Regions from separate parts of the Homo sapiens genome. Here region 1 is linked to region 2. The links are chromatin loops, found by intact Hi-C in ENCODE. Cell type or tissue: heart right ventricle. All regions are shown on one strand. Region 1 overlaps TBC1D5 (TBC1 domain family member 5). Region 2 overlaps TBC1D5 (TBC1 domain family member 5).

What was found. A loop is a pair of places that touch in the nucleus more often than their neighbours do. Peaks named below come from ENCODE experiments on the same cell type or tissue, not always from the same donor. Only the 100,000 strongest peaks of a DNase experiment are listed, where the experiment ranks them.
Region 1: a loop joins it to region 2, with 8 times the contacts of the local background. A loop is called at or near these places in 91 of 110 quality-filtered maps.

Annotation. Positions count from the first base shown.
Region 1 is chr3:17,255,538-17,263,537 of GRCh38, reverse strand. It overlaps TBC1D5 (TBC1 domain family member 5), which reads left to right. Exons shown (of 23, transcript NM_001349074.2): 16 at 4,947-5,032. Among named protein-coding and RNA genes, the nearest start is that of PLCL2-AS1, 200 kb to the right of the region's middle. In heart right ventricle, CTCF peaks have their summits at 4,309 and 4,509 (motif pointing left); no DNase peak of the experiment used is centred here.
Region 2 is chr3:17,408,891-17,416,890 of GRCh38, reverse strand. All of the region lies in intron 4 of TBC1D5 (TBC1 domain family member 5), which reads left to right. Among named protein-coding and RNA genes, the nearest start is that of TBC1D5, 330 kb to the left of the region's middle. In heart right ventricle, a CTCF peak has its summit at 3,764 (motif pointing right); no DNase peak of the experiment used is centred here.

The DNA.
Region 1 (8,000 bases), 150 kb after region 2:
CAGTTAATGAACTGAAATCTTGTGAAAGACTTATTTCAGGCCCATCCTGGTTGGCCTAGGAAAGGCATGGTAAACTCAGGATGAACTGAATTTGAATTTGTGATTTCTGTACTTTTCTTTTTTCTTTCTTCATTTCTTTTTTTTCTTTCTCTTTTTTTTTTTTTTTTTTTTGGAGACAGGGTCTCATTCTGTCACCCAGGTTGGAGTGCAGTGACACAATCTTAGCTCACTGCAACTTCCTCCTCCCAGACTCAAGCTGTTCTACCTCAGCCTCAGCCTCCCAAGTAGCTGGGACTACAGGCATGTGCCACCATACTCGGCTGTCTTACCTTTTAAGAGATAGGATCTCGCAGTCACCGAGATTGGAATGCAGTGGCATGATCATAGTTCACTGCAGCCTCAAACTGCATTCAAGTGATCCTCCTGCCTCAGCAGCATGTACCACCATGCCCAGCTAATTTTTTTTATTTTTTGTTGAGACTGTGGTCTTGCTATTTTGCCCAGTCTGGTCTCAAACTCCTGGCCTCAAGCGATCCTCCTACCTCAGCCTCCCAAAGTTCTGGGATTACAGGCATGAACCACTGCACCCAGCCTACATCTTTATGTATAGTTATATAAACTTCCCAGGACATGGAACATAATTGGTATTCCTCTGCACACAGACTAATATCAGTTAAGATATGATTACCATTTTGCTATCTTTCTTCGAAAGGAAAATTCACCAAAACAAACGCATTTAAAAAAAAAATACATTGTCGGCCGGGTGTGGTGGCTCACGCCTGTAATCCCAGCACTTTGGGAGGCCGAGATGGGTGGATCATGAGGTCAGGAGATTGAGACCATCCTGGCTATCATGGTGAAACCTCATCTCTACTAAAAATACAAAAAATTAGCTGGGCGTAGTGGCGGGCGCTTGTAGTCCCAGCTACTCGGGAGGCTGAGGCAGGAGAGTGGCGTGAACCTGGGAGGTGGAGCTTGCAGTGAGCCGAGATCGCGCCACTGCACTCCAACCTGGGCGACAGAGCAAGACCCTGTCTCAAAAAAAAAAAAAAAAAAAAACATTGTTTTGGAAATGCTCATGATAGTTGAAGTCCCGACTGTGTCAAAATGAGTTTAAAATACAGTCATGTACTGCATAATGACATTTGGGTCAACAACAGACCACACATATGATAGTGGTCCCATAAGATTATAATACCATGTTTTTACTGTACCTTTTCTGTTTTAATATGTTTAAGTACACAAATACCACTGTGTTGTACCTGTCTACTGTATTCAATACAGTAACATGCTGTACAGGTTTGTAGCCTGGGGTCAATGAGCTGTATCATATAACCTAGGTGTGTAATAAGCTATACCATCTAGATTTTTGTAAAATATATTCTGTGATGCTCACACAATGATGAAATCACCTAATGACACATTTCTCAGGACGTATCCCCATCATTAAGCAACACATGACTGTAATTGCCAATTGTTCCAATACAGATGAAGACATAATGTTAAAGTGTTGACATAACATGTTCTGCCCAATGAGAAATCACAGTTTTCATGGGGTCTGATTTTTCTTACATATAGAGTTTTACATATATAGAATTCTAGTAGCTCTTATATTTTAGAGGAGATTCCAGAACTTTAAAGGTTAGAAATCATTATATTTTTATAAAGTTTTATTTGAAAAAAAAAAAAAAACTCCTTTAAGAAAAGCAAATATTAGCCAAGCGTGGTGTCTCACACATGTAATAACAGCACTTTGGAAGGCTGAGGTGGGTGGTTCACTTGATTCCAGGAGTTCAAGACCAGCCTGGGCAGCATGGCAAAACCCCATCTGTACAAAACAATAAAAGAATTATCTAGGCATGTTGGTGCATGCGTGTAGTCCCAACTACCAGGAGGCTGAGGTGGGAGGATCACTTGAGCCTGGGATGTCAAGGCTGCAATGAGGCAGAGGTGGGAGGATCACTTGAGCCTGGGATGTCAAGGGTTCAATGAGCCAAGATAGCAGTACTACACTCCAGCCTGGGCGACAGAATGAGACCCTGTCTCCCCCCCCACCCCACCCCACCCCCCAAAAAAGGAGCAAGTATCTCTTCTAAAATATTTCGATTGCATAAAGTGAGAATTCCGCTCATTTAATCTTGTCCCCCTAGGAAAACCATTGATATCATTTTGGTACGTCCCAGTTATCTATCCATTGACCTTTATGTGTACATTTATATATGTATTTTTAACAATGATTTGAACCTGTTACCTAGTTTCAATTTGGTTTTGTTTTGGTTGTTGTTTGTGTGAGATGGTATTCCAAAATTCCTTAACTTTTTAAAACCTTATTTAATAGAGATAAAATTAACTTAATTGAAAGAGAAGAATTATAGGTAAATTGGAAGAACTGTACTTACTGAATCTTAATGTATAAAAATATTGGTATCCTTTTTATTGTTCATGTCTAGATGTTGATTTTTATAGCCATGTAGTGGTGTACGGGTGTTTCAGATGTTTCATTTTATGCTGTCCAGTACAGTAGCCACTTGCCACATGTGGCTGTTTAGCACTTGAAGTGTGGCTAGTCCAAATTGAGATGTGCCATAAGTATAAAATACACACTGGATTTCAAAGACTTTGTACAAAAGGAACAATGTGAAGTATCTCATTAATAACTGTATATGTTGATTACATGTTAAAATCATAATATTTTAGATATACTGAATTAAATAAAATATCACATTTAGTTTCACTTGTTTCCTTTTTATTTTCTTTTTTAAATGTGGCTACTAGAAAATTTTAAATTATAGGTGAAATTTATATTTGTGACCCACTGTTGGACAGTGCTGGTCTAGATCCATCTATATGTCTGTATATTTATGTTTTAGAAACATCACTGTCTTCCCAACAGAAAAGAATAACTTTCAACCATAACCTCTGATTTTATTTTCTTCACATTTCAAATGCTGTTTTTCAACATCATCTTTTGATTCTTTTTTTTGTTTCCAGTACAGTGGTACTTTAAACTACCTCTCCCTTTGATACCAGTAAGTCTCTTAGGAATTTAAATAGGCCTCAGTGAAAGCAATACTTGAGCCTCATTTATATGTTCAAGTTAGATCATTATTCCTAATAATGGCTTTAAGTGCTTAGATAGATCAGCACTCTGTGTCTTGAATTGCTTGTCATTTCTTTATAAAGATGTTTCAAGTAATTGCTCCATGTGATCCCTTCTTTCATTATTTTATGGCAAAAAGTAACATAATCCTTTAGTAGTTTGTTGGAAGTCAGAGAAAAGGGGTCTTTTTTTATTAGCAGAAACAAAATGTATTTCCAGGTACTGAGAATAAAGGGCAAAATTAGTCATGAGCGATAGTCCTGCGAAAGTTAATTTTTAAAATACATCATGAATGCACTGTCAATCTGCCAGTGGCCTTAACCTCTATTTTATTTTCCCATTATACTTGGGTCCAGGTTGTCATCAGCTACCATGAGAAAACCTATGTAATTCCTAGAGAGAGAAAAGTTGCACTGTTAGACTTAATAGTATGGTCGTCATGGAAGCATCAGTTATCTTCATCAAGGCAATTCAGATTTGATTATTGTAGAACTGTGTTGAATACCAAACCAGTGGAGTAGTAGCTGGAGCTAAATCAAGGGATTGTCATTTTTGTCAGATGATTAGGGCTGGCTTGGAAGAGATATGAAAGGGTTGAGCTGTATAAATATTCTCCTTTCAGCAGAAAAAGAAAAGGTCCATCATGGCCATTAAATGCGGCTTGTTCGCTTGATGAATTTCAAACTGTTTAACCTTAGCAATTATATCCCCCCGCAACCCCCCCCGTGCCTGCATGCAAGTGTATCAGTGCCTTGGAATTATGTCTCCAAGGATTGATTTCTGCGCATATTGGTAATTTTCTATTAAGATAATATGCAGCTTTTCCGTGTCCAGATATGTATCTCAAAGGAAGTGCATGCCTTGGTTCAAAAACCTAATTATTAACTTGAATTATCTGCCCAGGTAAACATTAGAACACATTTATTTATAAGGTTTTAAAAACTTTTTATGGTAAATATATGTAATTTAACATTTTAGAGATTATGGTATTCATTTAAATTATGCTGTAAACATGATTGGTTTTTGTAAAGCAGAAGTATATTTGTTTAATTTTTACTCGCCTGTGAGGGATTTGAACATTTAAATAATAGATATGTTTAAATAATAGCAACACATATAAACAGACACCGTGGACCTAATGATTCAAGGACATTTCTGCAATGTTTATAAATAATGTTGCATTCTAGAAAGGGCAGTGTTTTTGCTACTTTTGTGAAAATGTGCATTGGTCAATTTGCTTTTGTATAGTAATGGTTATCCTGGTAATATTTCTACTACCTGGCATATTTTGACCATTTATTAAACTCATAAATAAGGATAGATGACATAGAAATTGCTAACTTTAAAAGAATTGCTGAATTCTGAAAATAACTCATTTTGGAACAAGAAAGTCTCAGTGTGCCATCTAGTGGACACATTTAGCATTCTGGTCATAAAAAACTAATGACTTTCTCTTCCCCCGAAATGCAGTTACCTTGACACCTTATGTCTCTCCATCCCTTGGCATAGTTTGTGGTTGTGTTACATCTCATATAGTTTTTAGATGTTATTATAATTTTATTCATCATATTTTAGGAAAGTTATATTTGAAAATTTTATTTTGAAGTCATCAGAAATCTAATGATGAATAAATATTAACTATGAGAGAGGAAAAAATAAATAATTTTTGTGTTTAATCAGAAGTAAGGAATAATTTAATAAAAGCAAAACCCAATCACACTAATTATTAAACTTTATATTATACATATTCTTTTCTGAAGGGATATTAAAATGATCATTGCTGTCCTCTTATATGTTAATGGATTAAATCATTTAACTAGCTTTTTAAAAATGTATTTTTTTTTAGAGAAATCCAAGACCAGTGACTTATCAATTCCATCCAAATTTAGATTATTACAAAGCACGAGGAGCAGACCTCATGAATAAAAGCCGGTAAGTCCCCTTTTTCTGATGATAGTTATAAATCACAAAGGTAGTCTCAGAGATCATCAGGAAATTTTACATATTGCTGAAAACAATTTTCCAGATTTTAGCATATGTACATAAGGAATCTTTGTTAAATAAATTACCCAAGTTATTTTAAAGGCATAAAAAATGCTATATATTGATGTCAATGGTAAGACGAAAAATAAATATAAGAGTACTTGTTACAATTTGAAGTTAGGCAACTTCATTTTTCTAACATGAATAAACTTGCATAAATTGTGCCTACTTGTATAATCTCTTTCTAGATTTTTGCTGTTGATTGAAAAGAGACAGTTTTATAATATATTTTTAAATTATTTCAGTAACAAAATTAAAAATGTGTTTCCCAACTGTCTTTAGAACTACACAATAAGCTTATAAATGCATCTTGTGTGTACATTTGTGATTGCATACATAGAAATTTTAAGGGTCACTGTAGGAATAAAAAACATTAAAATCCTACTTTTTAAAGAAGTTAACATTGGCAGAAAGGGTTGATGAATGGTTTTGTTCTTTCATAATATCATATTGAGATGTCTCAAGAGTTAACTTGTCAAACCAGAATCATTTCAAATTAGAATGTAATTTCAAAGTTTACTCTGGAAGACTAAAATGTTAGTAATGATAAATGCTGCCAAGTTGTCCGAATTTTCTTCCTCAAGCATTTTGCCTATGTGTTAGCTTTTCTTCAGTAGAATTCCAAGAGCCTAAATATACATTTATGGAATACATATACACAATGTGTTCTGCTGTTACTGGAGAGTTAAAAATAAGTTATAATTCCTGCTGCATAGGAACTCATAGTCTAAGGGATGAGAAGAAGTTTACAACAAAATGGCTAAATTTAAACTTGAAATTTGAACCTTGTCTTAGTGTAATGTTGTTATAAAACTCCCCATCTCTGATTGAAATCTGTTTGCTCCATATATTGATGTACCATGCAATTATGAGACCAGTTCTGTAGCTCATGAGACTTATCTGAAGCTCTTTTCTGTTTGTTCATTTCATCTGAGTCTTGTTACACAAATAAAAATTTATTTGCTATAGTCACTTGATCATTCAACAGAGTTTTAATGACTGCCAGATTGATTATTTTAAACACAGGAGATGCCCAGTAAAAACCCAGACCAAAATCCCTGCCTTCAGTAGTCTTACACCCTAGTCACTTATATTTCTTCCCATTATGTCAGATATTTAGTTTTGTTATGTTTAAAAGAACAAAGTATGTTAGTCTTTTTCTTTATACAAGACCTTTTTAGCTGGAATCCTTTGTCTTCCCCTCCCTCCCAACCCCCACAAGATTATTTTTTACACAACAGCCAACTAAATGTCAATTTATAACAGGTTATATCATACCTCCATGTAAACATCTCCAAAGGCTTCCTATTGCCACTGGCTATCCAGTCTTCTTCCTGAAGCCCTTTCCTATCTCTTTGACCTTATCTCCTTCCACTCTCTCCTTCTCTTCATTCTCATGCTACAGCCACATCAGCCTTCTCTGTTATTTGCCCTTGCTTAGGGCCTGTGCACCTAACTCCTCCCTCCTGCTAGAGCACTTCTGCCACCCCCATCTTCCCATGCCTCTTCATGATTTAAAGCTCAGCCTAAATGTCATCTCAGAGAGGCCACTCTTAACCTCCTGCCTGTCTTCACCTCCCCTATTCACTCTATCCCATCATCATGAACTGAAGTTATATAATTCATTTGTGTATTTATAATCTGTCTCCCCAACGTCTCCACTAAAATCTAAGCCCCTGAGGGCAGGCTTTTGTCTTATTCACCACTTCATGGCACCTAGGACAATGATGACTGGTATAGGGAAGGCACTCAACACATATTTGTTATATGAATTTTTTGAAATATTTTCAACACCTTTTTCTCCACCACAGGAAATGTATTGTACCCATTATTTTCTCCCCTTCATGATTTTCTTCTCTTTAGCCTTCTCTCCCTGCATTTTTCTTCCACAAAATGTTGGTTTTGTTATATATATATAACACATTGAGTTTATATATATATAACACAATGAGTTTATATATATATTATATATATAACACAATGAGTTTATATATATATTATATATATATAAACACATTGAGATTCTTGTGCAAAGTATCTTGAAGATTGGAAGGAACACTTTTTGTCGTCTTTTGCAATTGCAAAGCTTAACATTGAAATTCAACTAAATAAAATGTAGTAATTGAAGCAGAAGACGTCACAACTCAGTAAGCAAGGAAATAGTTAATAGACGGTGCTGGGAAAATTGGCAAATCTTTGAAAAAGTATCAACCACACACAAAAGTAAATTCCAAAGTGCACTGAAACAAGCAAACATAAAAATAAAAATGCAAGTGCCTATCTGACCAATAATCTGACCAATAGTTACTTGAAGACTTTTTAATCTTATTTCAAATTTTTTTTGTTGTTTTTATTTTTTGAGACCGAGTCTCGCTTTGTCGCCCAGGCTGGAGTGCAGTGGCGCAATCTCGGCTTACTGCAAGCTCCGCCTCCCGGGTTCCCGCCATTCTCCTGCCTCAGCCTCCCAAGTAGCTGGGACTACAGGCGCACGCTGCCACGCCTGGCTAATTTTTTGTATTTTTAGTAGACGGGGTTTCACCGTGTTAGCCAAGATGGTCTCAATCTCCTGACCTCGTGATCTGCCCACCTCAGCCTCCCGAAGTGCTGGGATTGCAGGCGTGAGCCACTGCGCCCGGCCTAAATCTTATTTTAAAATTTTTAATTGACAAATAATAATAGTGTGAAGATGTTTTAACCTTTAATGGAGAAAATCACAAAGGAACAACTAATGGATTTTACTATACAACACATATTTTAAAGTAGATATGTAAAAAATAAACTGAATCAAAAGACAAACCAAAAATTAGGAAAATATTTGTAGTGGATGTAACTGGCAAAATATAATATCATTAATGTA
Region 2 (8,000 bases):
TTCGTGATCCAAATCTTGGGTCTAGTTCTTTCCAGCATTGACCATTTTGGGGTAACCAATAGAAATGACCCTGTCATCACTAAAGATTTGCCTTTCTAACTTTCAGGTATGTGTGTGAAAAAAGGAATGTGGGTGGAGGCAGGGGAAGGGAGTGATAGAAACAGAAACCACAGGGAGAGTCAATGAGATAGACACGGGAAAGAAAAAGAAAAGATTATATCCATATCTAATAGTCTTATTGGTAGCACCATTTATTTAGAATAATTATATGCCATGTTACCTCTCTTATGGAATTAAGTTGACTTATTTAACCACATGTATTATTTAACTTTTAATGTTTGTTTGCTTTCCCCAGTTATATATGAGTATGCATCACTTGTATATTTATAGCCCTTGAAACGTTATAGTTGTTACTTTAAAAATTGAATGTGTATTATGAGTGAATTGTTGCCATCCTTAACATTTTAAGCTTCCCTGTCCAATATGGGAACTACTGGCAATATGAAGCTATTTAAATTTGGATTTCAATTAATTAAAATACAATATGTAGTTCTTCAGCTGCAACTAGCCATGTTTTAACTGCTTAGTAACTATGTATGGTCAGTGCTTACCATATTGGGGAGTCAGATGTAGAACATTTCTGTCATCTCGGAAAGTTTACTTGCTTAGTGCTCATCTAGAGGTTGTAAAGTGAACGATGGATTCAGTTAAAATATAATTGATTTTAATATTTCTTAGAGAAAGTATTTAAGCACACATGTATTTCTGTTTGGTAATACCCTGTTAGTCAACACACTATTGGAAAACATGCTTTAAGTCATAGGATTGACTTTTAATTAGGACATCAGGTTTCGCTAAATAAATGTCTATTTATAAATAACTGGAAAGTAATTTATTCTCTATTCTACCAGCCTTTCCTTTACAGTATTGGCTTATATTTGCAGACTGTGAGGCAAATTCTTTATCATGTTATAGAATGTTAGATATCAAGCCCTTGCCAGTTATTGCAAATATCAAAGTAAATGAGGTGAGGTGAGGGTGGGAAGAAGGTAGGAAAGGTCTGCAGGGAGAGGATTTTTTCCTTATTAATTATAGAGGAAGCATGAGTAAACCATGGAATATAAAATATACTTACTCCAGACAACTTCACAGAGATTGCTGGTATAGGATCCTTTTCTCACTTCATTTCTAAATGCCAGTCCTTTATTATTAATCTAATTATGTTTATCATATATTTAAATTATTAATACAATTAAAAGTGAAAAGCTTGTTATAAAATCAAAAAGTTTGTGATACTGCTTTTCTTGGTTTCCTTTTTTAAAGTATGATTATTGAGTTTACCTACTTTAATATGACCCTGGATTTGGAAGCTCTTACACACTGTATTTTTAAGAAAATAATGCCTGTGTTTTTTTGTTTGTTTGTTTTTGTTTTGTTTTTTCCTTTAAAGAAGAGAGTATTCCAGCCCTTTGGGAGGCTGAGGCAGGCAGATCATGAGGTCAGGAGATCGAGACCATCCTGGCTAACACAGTGAAACCCCGTCTCTACTAAAAAAGTACAAAAAATTTCGCCGGGCGTGGTGGTGGGTGCCTGTAGTCCCAGCTACCTGGGGAGGCTGAGGCAGGAGAATGGTTTGAACCCCAGAGGCGGAGCTTGCAGTGAGCAGAGATAGCGCCACTGCACTCCAGCCAGGGCGATAGAGTGAGACTCTGTCTCAAAAAATATATAAATAAATAATAAAAAGGAGAGTATTATATTTGACAGTCCCTAACTAACTGTTTTAACTCAGTTCTTTGTGTTCCTGTGAAAACTAAGGTGAAGGCTCAAGGTTTCTCAATTTAAAGTTCAGTTCAAACCTGAATCAAAACATGACCGTAATTTTAACAAACCTCTAGGCAATGAACTATTCTTTACCTGTATTTCAGTGGAGCCTTATCATATGATAACATGTTTCACCTAGACATATGAAAAAATACATTTTAAGCTTGTGTGTAATTGTGCATTCTGTTTTTTTATATATATTTATGTATAAGAGATATGCCCTGATGTTTCATTATGGAGGAGAAAAAAGCTTTAAATAAAAGTAAGTTTTAGAAAATTCGTGGTACAGGAAGCAAAAAAGCCAGTACAGTTTGTAATTGCCTTTTAGAGACTCGTGAGTTCCCTCATTACCTGTGATTTAAGCTAAAAATGAGGTAATTATAGATAACATCAGTGTTTATCTGGTTGATCTTGGCACCTGCAGTCCTAATGTTGTAGCTTACCCATATCTGGTGCCACACTTTACAGTCTTATGCTGACATACCTAATTTACACTTTTCATATTTCCATTGATTTTAAGTTAGATGTTACTTGTTCTATTTGAATAGTATTTTCAAAATCATACCTTTAAAATGGCCTAAAAGTATATACTCTTAAATGTAATACTGGAATTATGGTACAGTGCTTGGCATTGATTGAAATCTTTCACTAATGTATTTTGATATAGATTAGAAACAGATTCAAAAATTTACTGGCTCCTTTTTGATAAAATAAATGGATCATACTAAATATGGCAATTTTTAAAAATATTGGCATGTACTTTAGGATTATGAAATTGTATAAATCTTTTTGAATCAAGTTCAGCTTTCTTACCTTTTACTACCTCAGCTTCAGATATTCTACCCATCTAACCCTGATCTAATCCTACTTAAATCCTGCTTCATCCTGCTGTAGCCACTTTGTTCTATTATCTTACTACTTAGAATTGCAATGAAATGATCTGGTTGACTGGCTGACCTTGTAAACTCCATGATCATCTCTGAGAGCTGTCTGCTGCACTTCCCTATCACTATACCTCCCAGAGAGCTAAAAGCAACTTTCTACCTTATCTCTTTTTTCTTCCACTGTCTGTGACTTTTGGCTTTCCCCAAGGTGAGAATCCCTTCTCTTAACCACTCAGCAATTTCATTGTCAGTAGAAGCCTAAGTAGCTCCTCTTAACCAATGATTAGAGATCTTCAGTCTTAAACTGTATGTAGGCCCTGAACTCTTTGCTATTATTGTAGTCATTTGGATTTCTTAAGTTAGCCCACAAACACATTGTTTCCTTTCCATGTTAAGCTTAAAAATGGGATAGAAACCATCATATAAACCTATACAGTGTAAAATTAGTGTTTTCCATAGTGTATCACCATTTGGGACAATGATTCAGAAGCCTTCTAGTCATAAATTAGCACATAATTTAGTAATTTATTAGTCATCATGTAGGTTATAAAGGTATTTCAACTATTAAATTTAGAAGATATTAACAAATTTAGAAGGTACTAGTTTCACACCAATGTTATGAGCATATCTTGGGAAACTACTATTTAATTATATGTTAAAATATATAATTACAAATAGATAATCTCATTATAATCATCAGCTGTATTTATCCACTACATATTCTGATTGCTTTCCATGTCAAAATAGCCATTGCAGGAAGCTTAACTACCCAAATAGGTCTTAGAGGGAAGGTATCAATTCCTGCTGCAGAAGTTGACTTTATTTTTTGAGAAATAATTGCATCAATCATGGCCTACATATTTAATAAGTTACAGTGTTGTTTCCTGAGGAGCACACCAGTAAGCTCAGAGTCCTTCTCAGCATGGTGCTTCCAAGGCAGCCAGTACTGATCTATTAACATTGGCCTGAGAAATGAAACCTACTCATCTTCACCTTTCCCTGCTTAGATGCTGATTGTTTTCAGGGACCAAGTATCTGCAAGATAGAGTAATTGCCACTAGGTGGCACTAATGCTTTGTTAAGGAAATCTTCAAGGTCCAGGTGGCTAATCCATTCCATTTAAGGTTTTGCACACCTAAACACCCAGGTTCTTAACTACTCACAGGGACTGTTGTTAACTTATCTTCTCAGTCCAACTAGTAAAAAGTTATCTGCATGTCCATGGGCTTGATATTCAAAAACTAAAAATCTGAGGAAGAAAACAAGGGTATATTTCTATATTGCCTTGTTGCCAGAGGTCATTTTTGCTCTTGGTGTCTGGAGAATCATGTTTCCCTTTAGTGGTTACTTCCATGTTATTCCAGAAAGATGTCTTTCCTATTTCTCATTTCTTTATTCTCTTGACAAGTTATTCAATTTTTCTGAACCTTACTTTCCTCATTCATAAAGAGGGGTTAAAAATATATACCCTAAGTGATTTACCTAAAATATTATATCATAAGTGGGTCTTTTAAAAGCATTTCGATGGCATTATTGTCAGATTTTTGCTTTTCAGGCACATTGTAAGTATATTTTTTTATGTAAGAATAAGTTTAGCAACTACTTTTTTTTAAATTAAACTGAAATATTTCACCACTGACACCTCAATATTTTCTATTGTTAATCATGTCTTCCTCCAACTTCAGGAGCAGGCCTACCATTCATATTTGTGATTGTAAAAAAACCTTCATTTTGATCCTTCTCCCCTAGAAGGGCTAAACCTTTCAGCAGTTTACCCTCTGGAATCTGTTTAATGTTTGATTCTCAGTTCTTTGCAGTAGTATTTCAGTGGCTATGGTGCTACTGTTATTTTATATCCTAAGTTTTAATTTTGAAGTATCAAACCATTTCTTTCCCCTCTGTACTACCAGAGGGCTTTGCAGTAATCATTTCTACTCAATTCTTTGCAGTAGTATTTCAGTGGCTATGGTGCTACTGTTATTTTATATCCTAAGTTTTAATTTTGAAGTATCAAACCATTTCTTTCCCCTCTGTACTACCAGAGTGCTTTGCAGTAATCATTTTATTATTGGTTTACACATCCATCTGTCCACTCTTTAACTTTGTATGTTTTAAAAAATATGCCTGTGAGTGCTAAGCACATAGTAGGCGCTTAATAAATGTTTATATTTACTCTGTGTTACAGTTTATTGATGAAACACTATTCAATAGAAATGAAAGACAATTAATATATTATTATGTGGCCTTTATGCTCCTCTGTTGTTAGAGCCGTTCATCAGTTTGAGATGTTATGCCTTAATTAGAACTGTAAGTACCCATGAATAAATTTAAATGATTGTAAATTTCAGAGATAATGTTTCCAATTCACATGCCTCAGTCTTCTTTTCCCTATACCAACACCGTAATCAAGGTACAGGGTCTTATTTAAGCTAACAAATAATTATCCTTCATTACATAAGTAGTATGTAACTTGACCTTAAAAGCCTGCTTAACTTGACAAGATGGCAATGAATCTAGCCACCAGCTGTGCCTGTACTTTTACAATTTCTTAGTACTTGTGAATAGGAGCTGATTTTGGAAAAGACTGGAGGAGTCATTGCTTCATACTTCCCTCTCTTATCTGGAATACTTTGTGTTTTCAGTCCACAGAACTGCATGGTGTCTCACAAATTGTGATTCCTTTTGGGTTCAAAACATTGCACATTTGAGATCTGTGCTTGTTGTTCACAGACTACAAGCTATTTAAATATATGTATGGTTTTTGAGATGTGTATACATACCCCACAGATATTGCGGATTCAGTTCCAAACAACTGCAGTAAAGCAACTATTGGAATAAAGTGAGTCACGTGATATTTTTTGTTTTCTAGTACATTTAAAAGTTATGATTACACTATACTGTCATCTATTAAGTATGCAATAGCATATATCTAAAAAATATATAAACCTTAATTAAAAATACCTTATTGCAAAAAAAAAAAATGCCAAGGATCATCTGAGCCTTCAGCAGTTCTTAATCTTTTTGCTGGTAGAGGGTCTTGCCTTGTTGTTGTGGCTTCCCACTAGTTAGGGTGGTGGTTGCTGAAGGTTGGGGGTAACTGTGGCAATTCCTTTAAAAAACACAACAGTGAAGTATGCCACATAGATTGACTCTTCTTTTCAATAAAGATTTCTCTGTAGCATGAGATTCTGTTTGGCAGCATCTTACCCAGAGTAGAACTTGTTTCAAAATTGGACTCAGTCTTCTCAAACCCTGCAGCTGCTTTCTCACTTAGTTTATTAAATATTCTAAATTCTTTGATATCATTTTAACAATATTCACAGCACCTTCACCAGCAGTAGATTCCATCTCAAGAAACTACTTTCTTTGTTGATTCATAAGAAGCAACTTCTAATTTAAGTTTTATATATATGAGATTATAGCAGTTAAGTCACATCTTCAGGTTCCACTTCTACTTCTAGTTTTCTTGTTATTTTTCCCCATCTAGTTACTTCTTCCACTGAAGTCTTGAAACCCCTCCAAGTCATCCATGAGGATTGGAATCACCTTTTAAAAACTCTTGTTCATGTTGCTATTCTGACTTTCCACCACGAATCTCTAATGTTCTTAACGACATCTAGAATGGTGAATCCTTACCAGAAGATTTTGAATTCACTTTGCCCAGATCTGTCAGAGAAATCACTATCATATGGCAGCTGTAGCCTATGAAATGTATTTCTTAAATAATAAAACTTGAAATTAGAAATGACTCCCCACTTCATGGGCCGCAGAATGGATGTTGTGTTAGCAGACATGGACACAACATTAATCTCTTTGTACATATCCATCAGAGCTCTTGGGTGATGAGGTGTATTGTCAGTGAACAATAATATTTTGAAAGGAATCTTTTTTCCTGAGCAATAGTTTCCAAAAATGGGCTTAAAATATTCTGTAAACCATGTTGCAAACAGATATGCTATCATCCAGGCTTTGTTATTCCATTTATACGGCACAAGGAGAGTAGATTTGGCATAATTCTTAAGGTCTCTAGGACTTTCAGAATGGTTAAAGATTGGCTTCAGTTTAGTCACCAGCTGCATTATCCTGTAACAAGAGAACAGCCTGTCCTTTGAAGCTCTGAAACCAGGCCTTGCCTTCTCGTCCCTAGCTATGAAAGTCCTAGATGGCATCCTCCTTCAATAGAAGGTTGTTATGTCTACATTGAATATCTATTGTTTATTGTAGCTACCTTCAGCAGTTATCTTGGCTTGATCTTCTGTGTAACTTACTGCAGCTTCTCAATCAGCACTTTCTGCTTCACTTTGCAATTTTATGTTATGGAGATGGCTTCTTTTCTTAAACTTCGTGAACCAACCTCTGCTACCTTCCAACTTTTCTTTGGCAGCTTCCTCACCTTTCTCAGCTTTCACAGAATTGAAGAGAGTTAGGGCTTTGCTCTGGATTAGGTTTTGGCTTAAGGGAATGTTGTGGCTGGTTTGATTTTCTATCCAGACCATTCAAACTTTCTCTGTATCAGCGGTAAGACTGTTTTGCTTTCTCATCATTCATGAGTTCACTGGAGTAGCACTTTTGAGTTCCTTCAAGAACTTTTTTTTTTCTGCATTCACCACTGGGCTACCTGTTTAGCGCAAGAGACCAAGCTTTTGGTCTAACTTGGCTTTAGATGTACCTTCCTCACTAAGCTTAATCATTTGTAGGTTTTGATTTAAATTAAGAGACCTATGACTCTTCTTTTCACTCGAACAGTACGAGGCCATTGTAGCATTATTAATTAGGGAGGTCCAAGGAGAGGGAGAGAGACAAGGGACTGTTTAGTGGTATGGCCAGAACACATACAACATTTATCAGTAAGTTCACTGTCTTATATGGTTGTGGTTCATTTTGCTTCATAACAGTTACAATAGTAACATCAGAGATCACTGATCACATATCCCCATAACAGATATAATGAAAGAGTTGGAAATATTGTGAAGATTATCAAAATATGTCACAAGAGTCATGAAGTGAGCACATGCTGATAGACTTGCTCAATGCAAGGTTGCCACAAACCTTCAGTTTATTAAAATGCAGTACCTGTGAAGTGCAGTAAAATGAAGTGACATAAAATGAGGTATGCCTCTACTCCTGTAATGTACTGATTGCTAATCTCATCTTTGAATATTGCTAAAAACTAGACAATAAATTTGAACATTATGAGATATCAGTATATATGCGTAACTACTTGGAAATAGGACATATTTAGAATATTTTAGGTAATAAAAATGGATTAAAATGGGGAAAAAAGCCCCACAAGAT